Regions from separate parts of the Homo sapiens genome. Here region 1 is linked to region 2. Evidence: chromatin loops called from intact Hi-C (ENCODE). Cell type or tissue: heart left ventricle. All regions are shown on one strand. Each heading gives the region's core, and the rest is flanking DNA. Links, peaks and the distances in the headings are about the cores only. Region 1 holds the start of POLE2 (DNA polymerase epsilon 2, accessory subunit). Region 2 holds the start of DNAAF2 (dynein axonemal assembly factor 2).

Region 1 (9,882 bases), core at 246-8,245, 54 kb before region 2:
CACGCGCAGATTCCTTCTCTCTTGGAATTGTGTTTTGGCAGTACAGCCTCATTTAGTAGTCAGTCTGTAGTCAGATTCCTTGATTATCTCAAAATGTCTTTTCTATAGTTGGTTTGTTCAGCACCGTAATTCGTTGTTAACGCCTCTTAAGACTTTACGTCTGTTTTACTCTAGAATAGCTTCTCTCCCTTCTCTCTTGTGCCATTTGTTTGTTATATGGATTAGTTTTCTTATTTTCCTACAGCCGTACCACCTTCTGGGTTTGGTTCCTCAGTGTCTTTTCTCATTAACTTGTGCATCCTTTCCCCATACTTCTTTTAGGCTGGAAGCTGTATCTAAAAGCTTTATTAGATTCTAGTTCAGATTTTTTTTTGGAAAATACTTCATATTGCATCACATTAGAAGGCACTTAAGTCTGGTGCACTTTAATGATACTTTCTATTGTTTATTTTTGACTATACAAATAAACAGAGTATCTGCTCCTTTTCTTACACAAAAGGAAGTATATACAGTGTTCCTTAACTTTCTCTTTTCACTTGACGATCCATATCAGGATACAGCAAGCAGTCTCCTCAGTCCTTTTCATAGCTTCATAGCACTCCACCGATTGGATGTGTCATAGCTTATTCAAACAGATTCTTATTGATGGACATATCGGTTATTTCCAGGTTTTTTTGGCTATCATAAATAATGCTGCGATGAAACGTTATGCATATGTTATTTTGTATTTGTACAAGCCTATCTTTGGAGTAGAGTTCTAGATGTGGAATTGCTGGGTCAGAGGATAAATGCATATTTAACTTTACAAATGTAACTGGATTGCAGTGGCTCACGCCTCTCATCTAAGCACTTTGGGAGGATGAGGTAGGCGGATCACTTGAGCTCAGGAGTTTGAGACCAGCCTGGCCAACCTGGGCAATCCCGTCTCTACTAAAAATACAAAAATTAGCCGGGCGTGGTGGCGCATGCCTGTAATCCCAGCTACAAAGGCAAGAGAATCGCTTTAACCCGGGAGGTGGAGGTTGCAGTGAACCGAGATCGCGCCACTGCACTCCGGTCTGGGCGACAGAGCAAGGTTCCTTAGAAAGAAAGAGAGAAAGAGAGAGAGAGGGAAAGGGAGAGAGAAAGAAAGAAAAAGGAGGAAGGGAGGGAAGGAAGAAGGGAGGGAGGGAGGAAGGGAGGAAGGAAGGAAGAAATTCAAGATAGACAAAAGTGATCTATGATAATAGAAAGCAGAAAAGTGGTCATTTGGGAGTAGGGAGGGGGAGGGGACTGATGGAAAGGAGTACAGGAAGTGTTCTGGAGTGATTAAAATGTTCTGTATCTTGATTGAGGTGGTGGTTACATGGGTGTATACATTTATCAAAATGCATTGAACTGCATACAGATATGTGCATTTTACTTAGTGTAAACTATATGTCAATCATAATTCTCACTCCATCACTTTATTGTTACTAGTAATATTGGTATTGTATTTTTGAAATGGAGCATTTGTCCTCCTGGACTGTAGAGTCTGGTGGAGTCTATAGACCAGCAAACAGACAATTACCATACCGTGCAGTAAGTGTGAAAATAGCAAAAGTCCAGGGCACCTTGGGTGTACAGAGGCCCTTTAACTCAGATTGAGGGAAGACAGGGAAGGTTCCTGAGAGAAAGTAAAGTCTAAGTTAAGAACTGAATGATGAACGGAAGTTGTTCAAGGAACTTTCATTCGTGAGAGGGAAGAGTCAAGGATATGCCTAGTTTACCAGCTTGGTCACTGGGTGGGAGGTGGGTGGAGCCCTTCGCTAGGTTATTGAACATGGGAGGAGGAACAGGTTTGGGGGAGGGCAGGGCTAATGGTGAGTTCATTTGGAGGCATATTGAGTTGGATTTGAAGTCTAAGAGAGCTAAGGGCTAGAGATAGGGATTTTGGAGTCATCAGCATATAATTGTTCATTTAAGTATTGGGACTTTATGAGCTGGCCAGGTGAAGGAGCCATAGAAGAAGTTGAAAATTTATTAGAGAAAGAGAATTATGATTGGGAACATTTATGGGAAAAGGGGAATTGTGAGGTCAGATTGTGAGAGAAAGCTGGGCAACTGGAATTGATTATTTTCTCTCCAATTTCTTAATATAAAAAGTAGCAAACCAAAAAAAGTTGAAAAAATAGTTCAAAGAGTACCTGTGTATCTTCCACTCCAGGTTAATAATTATTAATACTACCATACTAGCTTTATGTTTGTTGGTATGTGTGTGTCTGTCTTTTTCATTTTGTTGAATTATTTGAGAGTGGGAGTGCCTTATGGAGAAAATACATGTGATAAATAAGCTTCCTTCAGCTATGAGTTATAGGGCTCTTGGCCCTGAGTTCAGTGTTAACGAATCACAATGTAAAGATGTCTTTACATAAAAACACACATAAAACAAGGTTATAGGCCGGGCGCGGTGGCTCACGCCTGTAATCCCAGCACTTTGGGAGGCCGAGACGGGGGGATCACGAGGTCAGGAGATCGAGACCATCCTGGCTAACACGGTGAAACCCCGTCTCTACTAAAAATACAAAAATTAGCCGGGCATGGTGGCGCGCGCCTGTAGTCCCAGCTACACGGGAGGCTGAGGCAGGAGAATGGCGTGAACCCGGGAGGCGGAGCTTGCAGTGAGTCGAGATCGCGCCACTGCACTCCAGCCTGGGCGACAGAGCGAAACTCCGTCTCAAAAAAAAAAAAAAAAAAAAAACAAAACAAGGTTATATGTTGATCAGTTGATGAAAACATTGTCACCAGAGGCTCACAGGAACCTAATTCTGTACTTCCCCTAGTAGGAATGGTTTAGTATTCAATAATTATTTGTTGGTGGCTACTTATAAAATCTAACTATCACAGGTACAGTAATGAGAATTAACTATATGTCTTTCTATTCGTATTTCCTATCCTTTCTTACATAAAAATTAAAAATTTCTTTGTACTTTTTGTCTTTGAAAAATATTTCACTAAATAAAGAGAACTGTGTTCAAAAATCACTTGTGATGTTATGTTACCAATTTAATATACAATTAGGTGTATTAGTTTTAGTATGCATTCAATTTTAAGCTCACCTTTTTATTTTCTATTTTTTGAATATGTAAAACATGCACATGGATTAAAAGTCTCACTGTAAAGAAAGTTTTCACTTTCATCCCTATCCCCTCACCCCTTTGTAGTTAACCATTTTTGTGGTCTCTGATTTAACCTTCCAGAGTTGTTTTGTTGTTGTTGTTGCTGTTGTTTTGAGACAGAGTCTCACTCTTGTTGCCTAGGCTGGAGTGTAATGGCCCCATCTCGGCTCACCGCAACCTCTGTCTCCCGGGTTCAGACAATTCTCCTGCCTCAGCCTCCCGAGTAGCTGGGATTACAGGCATGCGCCACCATGCCTGGCTAATTTTTTTGTATTTTTGTAGAGACGGGGTTTCTCCATGTTGGTCAGGCTGGTCTCGAACTCCTGACCTCAGATGATCCGCCCACCTCGGCCTCCCAAAGTGCTGGGATTACAGGCGTGAACCACTGCGCCCGGCTTTTTTTGTTTTTGAGACAGAGCCTTGCTTTGTTGCCCAGGCTGGAGTGGTGGCACGATCTCGGCTCACTGCACCCTCCGCCTCCGAGGCTCAAGAGATTCTCCTGCCTCAACCTCCCCAGGAGCTGGGATTACAGGCGCGCGCCACCACGCCTGGCTAATTTTTTTTTTTTTTTTTTTTTTTTGGTAGAGACGGGGTTTCACCATGTTGGCCCGGCTGTTCTCGAACTCTTGGCCTCAAGTGATCTGCCAGCATCGGCCTCCCAAAGTTCTGGGATTACAGATGTGAGCCACCGCGCCCGGGCCCAGAGGTTTTTAAAATGCAAAAACAAATACATATACTTTTGTTTCCCTTCCTTCATTAAACTTCGCTTTTTTTTAAAAAAGAAAAAAACCCGTATACGTTGGAGGTCACTTTATATTGGTACTGTGAAATCATCCTCCTGTTTTATAAGCCGCGTGTTTACTTATAAGCACTCCACGGGTTAGTCAACTCATTGGAGCAAGCGTTTTGAAGTGTGGCAGATTGACAGTCCACCTGAAATCAGAATAACTGAGTTCAAATCCTGACTACACCATTTAACTCGTCGTTTCATCTTGAGCAAGTCCTTTACCATTTTTGTGTCTCAGTTTTCTCATCTGTAAAATGAGGCTGTTGTGGAAAAGACAGTAGACAGCTCACTGGGCTGTCATGAGCAACACATGAATTCACACATTTAAAGTGCTTATGACAGTGCATGGCGCATACGAAGCCCTCAAGTTAAATAAAAATCGGGGTAGGTGGGAGCGATGGAGATTTATAACAGCTTCCGGTAAATGTCGAGGCACAGTATTTCCAGAGCTTGTGCGAAGTAGGGAACCCAACAGCTCTCATGGCCTCGAAAGAAGGGGGATCCTGTGTCCGGGAAGCTCGGCCGCAGTCCTGCAATGTCTAGGGCAGCGGTGAGAGCGCTGTGGCTGGCTCAACGCAGCCCGACACCAGGGAAGACGCTCTGGCCCTCAGTTTCCCGGCAGCAAAGGAGCGCGAGGTGGTCTCCACTTTCAGCCTACTCGGTCCGGGGTTGCGAACTGTAAGGTCTGAGTTGCTGCGGCGCAGGCAGCGGAGACCAAGCAGGGATCTTAACAGGGTTTAGCGCCACGCGGGCCAGGGCCGAGGCCGGAGCTGGGAGGGGCGCGCCCGGGAAGGGGCGGAGCTGCGGCGGTGGCGCCAAATCGCAAATATGGCGCCGGAGCGGCTGCGGAGCCGGGCGCTCTCCGCCTTCAAGTTGCGGGGCTTGCTGCTCCGTGGGTGAGTGGGCTCGGGCAGCTTGAAGGGCGAGAGGGAAGAGCTGGGGCCCGTCTGCCTGGTGCGGCAGCGGGACGCACCGCGGCGGCTCCCCGCGCGCCGAGAGGGGGCTTGACCTTAAATTTCAGAGTTCTAAGAAGCGGTCGGGCGCGGTGGCTCACGCTTGTAATCCCAGCACTTTGGGAGGTCGAGGCGGGCGGATCACGAGGTCAGGAGATCGAGACCATCCTGGCCAACATGGTGAAGCCCCGTCTCTACTAAAAATACAAAAATTAGCTGGGCGTGGTGGCGCGCGCTTGTAGTCCCAGTTAGTTGGGAGGCTGAGGCAGGAGAATCGCTTGAACCCGGGAGGAGGAGGTTGCGGTGAGCCGATATCGTGCCACTCTACTCCATCCTGGCGACAGAGAGAGACTCCATTAAAAAAAAGTTCTAAGAAGCGAGGTGGATCTTGAGGCTGCCGTGCCTTCTTTGGTTTCCCCGACCCATGCGAGGAGTTTAATGTTTCTTCTAGGCGGGCCGAGGCTCTTCTGCACATGTCAAACTGAGCCCGAGAAGCTGCAACCTATCTATGGCAGCCGGTTATCAACATTGTGACCTGGACAGCTCTCAGGCTCCCGGGAAGGTTGCTGAGACATAAGATGAGAGACCCGAGAAAGCCCACTTGCACGTCTGCAGTTGCCAATTTATGTGAAAGTCAGGTTTCCTGGGCATATCCGTGTTTTTGAGGACCTATAGAACATATGAACCTTCCCAAGATTTCTCTCATTAAATCTGCTCCGTGTTTTAGAGTTCTATATGTACGTGTGTGTGTGTGTGTGTGTGTGTGTGTGTGTGTGTGGTGTGTGTGTATATATATATATGTATTTTTTTTTTTTTGAGTCATGGTCTCACTCTCGCCCAAGCTGGAGGGCAGTGATGCGAACTTGACTTACTGCAGCCTCAACCTCCTGGGCTGAAGTAGCTGGGACTGCAGGCATGGGCCACCATACCTGGCTGATTTTTTGTTGTTGTATGTTTTTTAGAGACGGGGTCTGGCTATGTTGCCCAGGCTGGTCTTGAACTCCTGGGCTCAAGTAGTCCTCGCGCCGTGGCCTCCCAGAATGCTGGAATTACAGGCGTGAACCACTGCGCCTGACCTAGAACACAATATTTTATACATATTGAAATACCTGCTGGATTGGATATACCTCTCTGTATCAGTTTTTATTGCTTTTGTGTGTGTAGATTTTTGGTTGGTTTTGTGAGTTTTATGGGACTTTTAACTGTGCTTTGGGAGATGCCTTGGGAGAAAATAATGAATTTTGTTCAATTGGTCCTTGACATTTTGAAAGCATGAGGAACTGATGAATTAACTTTCTTTTCGCTTAGAATTTGACCTAATATTAAGCTTTTGTTCATTAATTATTTCAGTCATAAGTATACTTAAATCTGTTAGCTGCAAAGCACCGTGCTGGGGTAAGGGGGTGCAATAGAGAGCAAGAGCTTTGTAGGGGGCAGATAATGTATTCTATTGCTGCGTGACAAATTACCCCACAATTTAAAGGCTAAAACAGTACACATTATCTCAAATTTTCTGTGGGTTAGGAATTCAGGTGTGGCTTAGTTGGGTCCTCAACTTCAGGGTCTTTTCACAAGGTTGCAGTCAAGATGGATCATCTCAAATGTTGTCCAGACAGCATTCGCTTCAAGCTCATTCAGTTGTTGGCAGGATTCAGTTCCTGATTGCCTGGCAGGCTGTTGGCTGGAGGCTATCCTCAGTCCCTTGCCATGTGTGCCCCCAACATGGCTTCATCAAGAGAGAGAGTCTTCTAGTAACTCTGAGGCAACCTAATCAAGGAGGTGACATCTTGTTATTTTTAAATTTTTTTTACTTTTAAATTTTACTTTCAAAATTATAATACAGTAAGTTATTCTATCCCTTTTGCTATATTCTATTTTTAGAAACAAGTTACTAGGTCCAGCCCACACTTAAGGGCAGGGGATTACATAGGTGTAACTACCAGGAGTAATGGATTATTAGGGGCCATCTTAGAAGTCTGTCTACCATGGATATTAAATGACTATTTTACAGCTATTTAATCTCAATTGTGAAAGGGATTCCAGGAAAGAAGGGCTATGAGAGTTTATGATAAGGTGTATAAACTGCCCTAGAGTCAAGGAAGAACTTCACTGCAGAAGTGGTTTGGGCTGACTTAAAGAATGAGCAGGACTTGGCTGGGCGCAGTGGCTCACGCCTGTAATCCCAGCACTTTGGGAGGCTGAGGTGGGCGGATCACGAGGTCAGGAATTCGAGACCGGCCTGACCAACATGATGAAACCCTGTCTCTACTAAAAATACAAAAAAAAAAACCAACCAGCCAGACGTGGTGATGTGCACCTGTAACCCCAGCTACTCAGGAGGCTGAGGCAAGAGAATCGCTTGAACCCGGGAGGTGAAGGTTGCAGTGAGCCAAGATTACGCCACTGCACTTCAGCCTGGGTAAGAGAGCGAGACTCCATCTCAAAAAAGAAAGAAAGAAAAAAAAGAAAGAACAGGACCTGACTAGGTGGAGAGAAGAGTGGGAGGAAATGGCCATATAAAGACCCTAAAGCAGGAGAGTGCCAGGAAGGCCAGGGACATGGTATGAGCTTAATGGGATTTGGCAGGGGCAAGATTCTGTATGGCTTTACAGGCTTTGGTCTATGCTAAGAACTGTCCCAAGATGCAACCAAAATGTATATGATTTTAGGGACTCAGTGGTCAAATATTTATGGACCACCTTCAAGTGTATTTAGAACTCTGTGGAAGGATGGCACAGAGTTCTAAGTTACAGTTTTAAAGTTATCTATAATTCAGTTCTCAGTTATCTATAATAAATTTGAGAGATGCAACACCTACACACAAAACAACTAATAAAGCAACCCAATATATAGAACAATTAGTGTTATGGCTATAACAATAATATGTGAAATGTTAAATTGTGTGCTACAAATACAGAATGGCATGTAATTAGCTAATTGTTTAATATTGTAATCAGCAATAATATTGATGTGAGGTATAAAGTGTGCTACAAATACAGAATGGCATGTAGTGGCATGTAACTAGTTAATCATGTTCATTCTGATCATTGTTGGGATTTAGGTAAGGAATTAATGTGATTTTATTTTATTTATTTATTTTTTTTGAGATGGAGTTTCTCTGTTGCCCAGGCTGGAGTGTAGTGGCCCGATCTCCGCTCACTGCAAGCTCCGCCTCTCAGGTTCACTCCGTTCTCCCTCCTCAGCCTCCCAAGTAGCTGGGACTACCGGCGCCCGCCACCATGCCTGGCTAATTTTGTTTTTGTATTTTTAGTAGAGATGGTGTTTCACCGTGGTAGCCAGGATGGTTTCGATCTCCTGACCTCGTGATCTGCCCGTCTTGGCCTCCCAAAGTGCTGGGATTACAGGCGTGAGCCACCGCGTGCCCAGCCATGATTTTTTTTTTTTTTTTTTTTTTTTAATGATGGTCAGACTCCATGAAGCAGGTGGCAGTGCCTTACCATATGTGTATTGTCAGGCCCGAGGGCCTCTTCCATCTTTGTCAAGTGGAGTGCCAACCTCTCCTTTCGTATAACACAAATTCATGTGATTTTAATGAGTGTTGCTTCTATGATTATATTCAAATGTCATAGTTTTTTAAAGCCTTTTTTTTTTTTGAGACGGAGTCTCGCTCTCTCGCCCAGGCTGGAGTGCAGTGGCGCGATCTCGGCTTACTGCAAGCTCTGCCTCCCGGGTTCACGCCATTCTCCTGCCTCAGTCTCCCGAGTATCTGGGACTACAGGCGCCCGCCACCATGCCCGGCTAAATTTTTTGTGTTTTTAGTAGAGACGGGGTTTCATCGTGTGTTAGCCAGAATGGTCTTGATCTCCTGACCTCATGATCCGCCCGCCTCGGCCTCCCAAAATGCTGGGATTACAGGCGTGAGCCACCGCGCACAGCCAAGCCTATTTTTTTTCTTATTTTACAATTGAAAACAGTGATTATTGGAATTTACTTTGAACAAGTGCATTATCAAATTAAATATATGAGTGTCTTATGTTCAGGATATGGTGCTTGACATTGAAACAGATGGACTCTTGCCTTAAATGTAGGGTAGTAAGTAATAAAAGGCTAATGTAATATATCAGATCTAAGGTATATGTAAATGTGATTTTTAACAATTTCAGAAGAAAGGGGAGATTGCAGCAGGTAGAGCTGGTCTAGGAAGCCTTCTTAGAGGAAGGATGTGATTTGAGGCTTTATGTTAGCAAGGCATAGGAGGATGATTTTGTTCAGAAAGCACAGGAAAGATAAAGTGCTACTTGAAGAGAGCAGTTAGTGGTTCTTCCTTTCAGTGCCAGATTGATGAGTATTTGCTGCTTTTTGGCAGAAAACTTTTAGCCTTTAATTACTAATGACCTGCCTCATTTTTCCTTTCCTTTTCTTAGTGAAGCTATTAAGTACCTCACAGAAGCTCTTCAGTCTATCAGTGAATTAGAGCTTGAAGATAAACTGGAAAAGATAATTAATGCAGTTGAGAAGCAACCCTGTAAGTAATATTTTCTGATAACTCCTAAATTGTTAATATAGTTCTGCATCTTCAGTTAGATGTATAGATTTAAATTGAAGTTGAGGCTTCACTATTAAGATGTCCCAGTGTTATAAGATGTATGCATGGTAGCATTTCTTCCCAAGGGGTAATACCTTTAGTTTATTTTAATTTTTTTTTCTTTCTTTTTTGGGATGGAGTCTCGCTCTGTTGCCCAGGCTGGAGTGCAATGGCGCTATCTTGGCTCACTGCAACCCCCACCTCCCGGGTTCAAGCAATTTTCTTGTCTCAGCCTCACGAGTAGGTGGGATTACAGGCACACACCTCCATGTCAGGCTAATTTTTTGTATTTTAGTAGAGATGGGGTTTCACTGTGTTGCTCAGCCTGGTCTCAAACTCCTGGGCTCACGCAGTCCACCTGCCTCGGCCTCCCAAAGTGCTAGGATTACAGGCGGGAGCCACCACACCCGGCCTTTTTTATTTTAACTGTTGATGACATCCAAACCCTTAGTTTAGTTG
Region 2 (8,000 bases), core at 1-8,000:
AGACAACAGGACTATGTAACTGAATGGCAGCAGGGTGAGGGAAAGAGGAATCAGCTTATGTTTTAGGTTTAAGTAGCTGGGTAGGCGGTATTATTTAGTGCAACTGGGGACAGAACAAGTTAGATATAAAAATCAAGATTTCTACGTAGAATTGTTAATGTGAGATGCCCATCAAACATCCAGGTGGATAACTGCGGGGCAGTGGCATGTGAGTCTCTTGGAGCTCAGTGGTCAGGTAGAACTGGAGATACCATTTTGGAGTCACTAGTCTCACCCCAGATGAGATCCACGAGGGCAAAGTTTTTTTTTTTTTTTTTTTTTTCTTTTTTTTAGGCTAGGCAAGGTGGCTCATTCCTGTAATCCCAGCACTTTGGGAGGCCGAGGAGGGTGGATCACCTGAGGTCAGGAGTTTGACAGCAGCCTGGCCAACGTGGCGAAACCCCGTCTCTACTAAAAATAGAAAAATTAGCCGGGCGTGGTGGTGGGCATCTGTAATCCCAGCTACTCGGGAGGTTGAGGCAGGAGAACTGCTTGAACCTGGGAGGCGGAGGTTGCAATGAGCTGAGATTGTGCCACTGCACTGCAGCCTAGATAACAAAGGGAGACTCTGTCTCAAAAAAAAAAAAGTACATTTTTTAACTCTAAAAGTATAAGATACATAAAATCTACTGTCAGCGTACAGCACAATGAATTTCACAAATTGCACACCCAATGTAACCAAGATTAACAGACCCTCACCCAGAAGCTCTCCCAACATGGCCATCACTAGCTTGGCTTAACAGATTTATTTTGCCATGTTTTGTCTATTATATGACAGAGTCATATGTATTATTTTACATCTGGTTTCTTTCAAGCACCATTATGTTAATGATACTCATCTATACTGTTGAGTAGTGCATTGTGTGGGTGGATATTTACATTTATCCATTCTACTATGAATGAGAATTTGGGTTGCTTCCAGAATTTGTCAACTATGAAATAGTGCCGCTATGAATACACACATTGTAGTACATGTGTTTTGGTGGGGATATGTGTTTCTGTTGAATGTGTATCTGGGAGAATTTCATTGTCGTAAGCCTTATGTTAACAGTGTTCCAATATATACTCCCAGGATATGAAAGTGCAATTGCTGGCTGGGCATGGTGGCTTGTGCCTGTAATCCCAGCACTTTGGGAAGCCGAGGTGGGCGGATCACCTGAGCTCAGGAGTTGGAGACCAGCCTGACCAACATGGTGAAATCCCATCTCTACTAAAAAATACAAAAATTAGCTGGGCGCAGTGGTAGGTGCCTGCAATCCCAGCTACTTGGGAGGCTGAGGCAGGAGAATTGTTTGAACCCAGGAGGCGGAGGTTGCAGTGAGCCAAGATCGCGCCAAAGCACCCCAGTCTAGGCGACAGAGCAAGACTCTGTCTCAAAAAAAAAAGCAATGCAACTGCTTCACATCTTTGTTAATTACCTATATAATAAGTGCAATAAGCACACAATAAATATCTGTTGAAAGGACTAATTTGAACACAGATGGCATTTAAAACTATGGGCTTGGATAAGACATCTTGGAAGAAATGTGATTAGGTAAGAGGGCTGATGAACAAAGCCTTGGGCAACTCCCACATTTGCAGAACTGGCAGGAGCATAAAGGAGGAAAATGGGAGAGCTTGGAGTTCTGCAAAACATGAGAAAAATGTGTTTCGAAGGGGCAGTCAACTGCTTTGAATGCTTCCAAGAGACCATAAGATAAGGCAGTGGTTTGGGAAAAGAGGATTCAGGAGTTCTGATCTTGGTCATTTCAAGCCTGAGTAGCTTATGCATTAATCACTCAAATGGACACCTCAAACGTGCAGCTGGATATAGGAGTGTAAAATCTGAGTCTAAGACAAGTATTTGTGAGTGTAAATATATTTCTGAAGGAGAGTATAGATGGGTAAGAGATTGGGTCCCAGTTTTGGGGCATTTCCATGTAGAAGTTGAAAAGAAGTAGATACCTACAGAGCAAAACTATGAGAGTGATGAGACAGAAGAGAAATCTGGAAAGTGTCTTGTCACTGAGGTAATGCCAACATCAACTGTGTTAAATGTTGCTGAGAATAGAAAAATGATCACTGAATTGACCAATTACCAATGAATAAATAATTACTCCAGTAAATAAATATACTTCCATATGATCATTTTGAATGGTTGCACAAAACTCTGTTGCGTGGCTCTACCAAAACCTGCTCAATCAGTTCCATTGTTGAATTTGTAGATTCTTCTCAAACCTTTAGAATCATAAATGATGTCACCTTGAGAATGTTCTAAGAGTATTGTGTCAAATACTCTAAGGGCATTTGGGTCAAAAAAATATGCACATTAGAAAGGTTTTAGGCCGGGCGCGGTGGCTCATGCCTGTAATCCCAGCACTTTGGGAGGCTGAGGTGGGCAGATCACATGAGGTCAAGAGTGGGAGACCAGCCTGGCCAACATGGTGAAATCCCATCCCTACTAAAAATACAAAACTTAGCCGGACGTGGTGGTGAGTCACTGTAATCCCAGCTACCTGGGAGGCTGAGGCAGGGAGAATTGCCTGAACCCGGGAGGCGGAGGTTGCAGTGAGCCAAGACTGCACCACTGCACTCCAGCCTGGGTGACAGAGTGAGACAGCCTCAAAAAAAAAAAAAAAAAAAAAAAGGTTTTGGACCTGGTGTGGTGGCTCATGCCTGTAATCCTATAATCCCAGCACTCTGGGAGGCCGAGGCGGGCGGATCACGAAGTCAGGAGATCGAGACCATCCTGGCTAACACGGTGAAACCCTGTCTCTAGTAAAAATACAAAACATTAGCTGGGCGTAGTGGCAGGCGCCTGTAGTCCCAGCTGCTCGGGAGGCTGAGGCAGGAGAGTGGCGTGAACCTGGGAGGTGGAGCTTGCAGTGAGCCGAAACTGCGCCACTGCACTCCAGCCTGGGTGACAGAGCGAGACTCTGTCTCAAAAAAAGAAAAACAAAACAAAACAAAACAAAGTACGGTGGTGGGTTGGTTTGAAGAATCTAAGAGGGCTATTTCTGGCATTTCCACTATTCCACCATGATTTCCTTGAGAGACTTGCTCTGTCGCCCAGGCCGGAGTGCAGTGGCGCGATCTTGGCTCACCGCAAGAGCTCTGCCTCCTGGGTTTCACCCCATTCTACTGCCTCAGCCTTCCGAGTAGCTGGGACTACAGGCACCCGCCACCATGCCCGGCTAATTTTTTGTATTTTTAGTAGAGACGGGGTTTCACCGTGTTAGCCAGGATGGTCTCGATCTCCTGACCTCGTGATCCGCCCGCCTAGGCTTCCCAAAGTGCTGGGATTACAGGCCTGAGCCACCGCGCCCGGCCTATTCCACCATGATCTCTACCCCTCCTCCCGAATGTTAGTGGTGTAACTATGACAACAAGCACGCGCTGCTCAAGGCTCAATTTTCCAGCCGTTACCGACCTCCACCGCGTCACTGTACGCTGCCCAGAAACTCTGAGGCGGATCCCCCAACCCAGTGTCAGACTGATCGCCTTTGGCCCGAGGGCGAGGAGCCACAGGACAGTATGGCCAAAGCGGCGGCCTCCTCGTCGCTGGAGGACTTGGACCTGAGCGGAGAGGAGGTCCAGCGGCTCACCTCCGCCTTCCAGGACCCGGAGTTCCGGCGAATGTTCTCCCAGTACGCCGAGGAGCTCACCGACCCGGAGAACCGGCGGCGCTACGAGGCGGAGATCACCGCGCTAGAGCGTGAGCGCGGGGTGGAAGTGCGGTTCGTGCACCCGGAGCCCGGCCATGTGCTGCGCACCAGCCTGGACGGGGCGCGGCGCTGCTTTGTGAATGTCTGCAGCAACGCGTTGGTGGGCGCGCCCAGCAGCCGGCCCGGCTCCGGTGGCGACCGGGGCGCAGCTCCTGGCAGCCACTGGTCCCTGCCCTACAGCCTGGCGCCCGGCCGCGAGTACGCGGGGCGCAGCAGCAGCCGCTACATGGTCTACGACGTGGTCTTCCATCCAGACGCGCTTGCGCTGGCCCGGCGGCACGAGGGCTTCCGCCAGATGCTGGACGCCACGGCCCTGGAGGCCGTCGAGAAGCAGTTCGGCGTGAAGCTGGACCGCAGGAATGCCAAGACCCTGAAGGCCAAGTATAAGGGGACCCCAGAGGCTGCGGTGCTGCGCACGCCCCTGCCCGGGGTCATCCCCGCAAGGCCTGACGGGGAGCCGAAGGGTCCTCTCCCGGACTTCCCCTACCCTTACCAGTACCCGGCAGCCCCCGGGCCCCGGGCGCCCTCCCCTCCGGAAGCGGCCTTGCAGCCCGCCCCCACCGAGCCTCGCTACAGCGTGGTGCAGCGCCACCACGTGGACCTCCAGGATTACCGCTGCTCCAGGGACTCAGCCCCGAGCCCCGTGCCCCATGAGCTGGTGATCACCATCGAACTGCCGCTGTTGCGCTCGGCCGAGCAGGCGGCGCTGGAGGTAACGAGAAAGCTGCTGTGCCTCGACTCGAGGAAACCTGACTACCGGCTGCGGCTCTCGCTCCCGTACCCAGTGGACGATGGCCGCGGCAAGGCACAATTCAACAAGGCCCGGCGGCAGCTGGTGGTTACGCTGCCAGTGGTGCTGCCGGCCGCGCGCCGGGAGCCCGCTGTCGCCGTCGCCGCCGCCGCGCCGGAAGAGTCCGCGGACCGGTCCGGAACTGACGGCCAGGCCTGCGCTTCCGCTCGCGAGGGGGAGGCGGGACCCGCGAGGAGTCGCGCGGAGGACGGAGGCCACGATACCTGCGTGGCTGGGGCTGCGGGCTCCGGGGTCACCACCCTGGGCGACCCGGAGGTGGCGCCTCCGCCGGCCGCAGCTGGAGAGGAGCGTGTCCCCAAGCCGGGGGAGCAGGACTTGAGCAGGCACGCGGGGTCACCGCCGGGCAGCGTGGAGGAGCCATCTCCTGGAGGAGAAAACTCACCTGGTGGCGGAGGCTCCCCTTGTTTGTCCTCCCGGAGCCTGGCGTGGGGTTCTTCTGCGGGAAGAGAGAGTGCGCGCGGAGATAGCAGTGTGGAAACACGCGAGGAGTCGGAGGGCACGGGCGGCCAGCGCTCAGCCTGCGCCATGGGTGGTCCCGGGACCAAGAGCGGGGAGCCTTTGTGTCCTCCGTTACTGTGTAATCAGGACAAAGAAACCTTGACTCTGCTCATTCAGGTGCCTCGGATCCAGCCGCAAAGTCTTCAAGGAGATTTGAATCCCCTCTGGTACAAATTACGCTTCTCCGCACAAGACTTAGTTTATTCCTTCTTTTTGCAATTTGCTCCAGAGAATAAATTGAGTACCACAGAACCTGTGATTAGCATTTCTTCAAACAATGCAGTGATAGAACTGGCAAAATCTCCAGAGAGCCATGGACATTGGAGAGAGTGGTATTATGGTGTAAACAACGATTCTTTGGAGGTAACAGTTCTTTCCAGAGTCCTCATATTTGAAATATCCCATCTCACTTTAAAAATTTGCTATTACCGGCCGGGCGCGGTGGCTCACGCCTGTAATCCCAGCATTTTGGGAGGCCGAGGCGGGCGGATCACGAGGTCAGGAGTTCTAGACCAGCCTGGCCAATACGGTGAAATCCCGTCTCTACTAAAAATGCAAAAATTAGCCGGGCATGGTAGCGGGCGCCTGTAGTCCTAGCTGCTCGGGAGGCTGAGGCAGGAGAATCGCTTGAACCCGGGAGGCGAAGCTTGCAGTGAGCCAAGATCGCGCCACTGCACTCTAGCCTGGGCGACAGAGGGAGACTCCGTCTCAAAAACAAAAAACAAAAAAAAAAACAACTTAAAATTTGAAGTTCTGAAGACTCTTTAAACTCATAAATGGACAATTGGTGGTTTTTGTTAATGTTACATGTAATTTTTTTAGCTCTTTTAACATAAACAAGAGTTAAGTGTTGAGAAACAACACTAGCTGCACGGATTATATATTAAAAATTAAGTATTAGTTGGCTGGGTGCGGTGGCTCACGCTTGTAATCCCAGCACTTTGGGGGGGCCAAGGCGGGTGGATCTTCTGAGGTCAGGACTTTGAGACCAGCCTGACCAACATGGCGAAACCCCGTCACTATTAAAAATACAAAAATTAGCTGGGCGTGGTGGCGGGCACCCGTAATCCCAGCTACTTGGGAGGCTGAGGCAGGAGAATCACTTGAACGCAGGAGGTGGAGGTTGCAGTGAGCCGATATCATGCTACTGCACTCCAGCCTGGGCAACAAGAGCGAAACTCTGTATCAAAAAAAAAAAAAAAGAAAAATTAAGTATTAGACTTTGGGCTTTAACTTACGAGAAAATTTTACTTTTCCCTCGTTTTTCTAGAAATTTGCTAGGAAGTTACATGTGTAATTTTTGAGTTGGGTATCTCTATGAGAAGTGGCTAATTGGAAACCTTCCAAAAGTGGTAAAATAAATAGCTGGGCTAGCTAAGGTAGTTTGTTAGAATATAAAATATGAAACTGAGTATCTGTTTTTGTCATCAGAAGTGGGACATTTAGGAAAGGGCAGTTGTTTTCCTGTAACAGTTTTAGTAAATATGAAAATAACCCACAATGTGGGAAGAAAACTTTGTAGACAAGCAATTAAGAAAATATTCAATAATACATTTTAATCCGATTTTCAAGTATGCTAACATTTTAGAAAATAAACGACGAAAATGGGATTAGGGCAACTGTATTTTATATCTTTGAAGCCTGAAATAGATTTGTAATTACTTCACTAATCATCACATTTTTCTAAAGCTGATGGAACAACAGCATGTAACTCTTTTGCTTTACTTTGTACTGGACCAGGCTCTCAGTGTTAAATTTTTGGAAAAAAATCATGAGTAGTGGAACATATATAATGATAATATTATATGCATTACATGAAAATAATCATAAAGAGACTGTTATGTGGCTTTCAAGGTCAGAACTTTACAAATAAATACTAAATATATGTATTGAAGTTTTCAGTGTTTACTGACAATTTTCCTAAATCTTCAGAGCCTCTGAGGTCAGTAACTTTTTCAGTTCATTAGTCATTTAATCAGTCATTAGACTGAGAAGGCAAGTTTATGCAAATCTTCTGGTTGTTTTTTGAGATGGAGTCTTGCACCGTCGCCCAGACTGGAGTGCAGTGGGGCGGCTCACTCACTGCAAGCTCCACCTCCCGGGTTCACGCCATTCTCCTGCCTCAGCCTCCCGAGTAGCTGGGCCTACAGGCACCTGCCACCACGCCAGGCTAATTTTTTGTATTTTTAATAGAGATGGGGTTTCACCGTGTTAGCCAGGATGGTCTTGATCTCCTGACCTCGTGATCCACCCGCCTCGGCCTCCCAAAGTGCTGGGATTACAGGCATGAGCCACCGCGCCCGGCTGCAAATCTTCTGTATTTTAATCATAACCATGTCCACTATATATTCCTTCGGATAACTAAAAATTAAAATATTTGGTGTATTATTTGCAAGGAGTCAAAGATGATGTCTTTTCCCAGAGGCATGAACCTTAGAAATGCTTTCGATGGGGATGTTTCTGTAACACTGTGTTATTCTGGATCTTCAAATAATAGCAAAGCCAGTTACTCTAAATGTAAAATTTTTCTATTCCCAAGGTTCACTTTTGTTTGGTAGGTTTTCACGATTTTAAATACTGTTTAATGGAAGAAAAATACGTAGCCAGGCGTGGTGGCTCACACCTGTAGCCCCGGAACTTTGGGAGACTGAAGCAGGCAGATCACGAGGTCAGGAGATTGAGACCATCCTGGCCAACAAGGTGAAACCCTGTCTCTACTAAAAATACAAAAATTAGCTGGGCGTGGTGGTGCACGCCTGCAGTCCCAGCTACTTGGGAGGCTGAGGCAGGAGAATTGCTTGAACCCGGGAGGTGGAGGTTGCAGTGAGCTGAGATCACGCAGTTGTACTCCAGCCTGGTGACAGAGTGAGACTCTTTCTCAAAAAAAAAAAAAGTGTGTGTGTGTGTGTAGAGAGTTTGTGTGTGTGTGTGTGTGTGTAGAGAGTTTA

Evidence for each region. Peaks named below come from ENCODE experiments on the same cell type or tissue, not always from the same donor. Only the 100,000 strongest peaks of a DNase experiment are listed, where the experiment ranks them.
Region 1: it touches region 2 in a loop (3-fold over the local background); 62 of 110 quality-filtered maps call a loop at or near these places.

The regions. Positions count from the first base shown.
Region 1 is chr14:49,683,074-49,692,955 of GRCh38, reverse strand. It overlaps POLE2 (DNA polymerase epsilon 2, accessory subunit), which reads left to right and starts at 4,742. Exons shown (of 19, transcript NM_002692.4): 1 at 4,742-4,820; 2 at 9,263-9,363. The coding sequence starts at 4,753. It also overlaps the pseudogene RNU6ATAC30P. RefSeq lists a silencer at 4,630-4,679 and enhancers at 3,984-4,743, 4,744-5,505. In heart left ventricle, for the core only: a CTCF peak has its summit at 4,655; a DNase peak (open chromatin) is centred at 4,695; H3K4me3 peaks cover 2,213 bases; H3K27ac peaks cover 1,175 bases.
Region 2 is chr14:49,630,702-49,638,701 of GRCh38, reverse strand. DNAAF2 (dynein axonemal assembly factor 2) reads left to right here and starts at 3,458. Exons shown (of 3, transcript NM_018139.3): 1 at 3,458-5,415. The coding sequence starts at 3,553. RefSeq lists silencers at 3,837-3,886, 4,117-4,356, 4,627-4,896 and enhancers at 3,814-4,574, 4,387-4,626, 5,177-5,236, 5,307-5,516, 5,335-6,095 and 1 more. In heart left ventricle, for the core only: CTCF peaks have their summits at 4,138 and 4,347 (motif pointing left); DNase peaks (open chromatin) are centred at 3,781, 4,311 and 4,701; H3K4me3 peaks cover 4,671 bases; H3K27ac peaks cover 3,401 bases.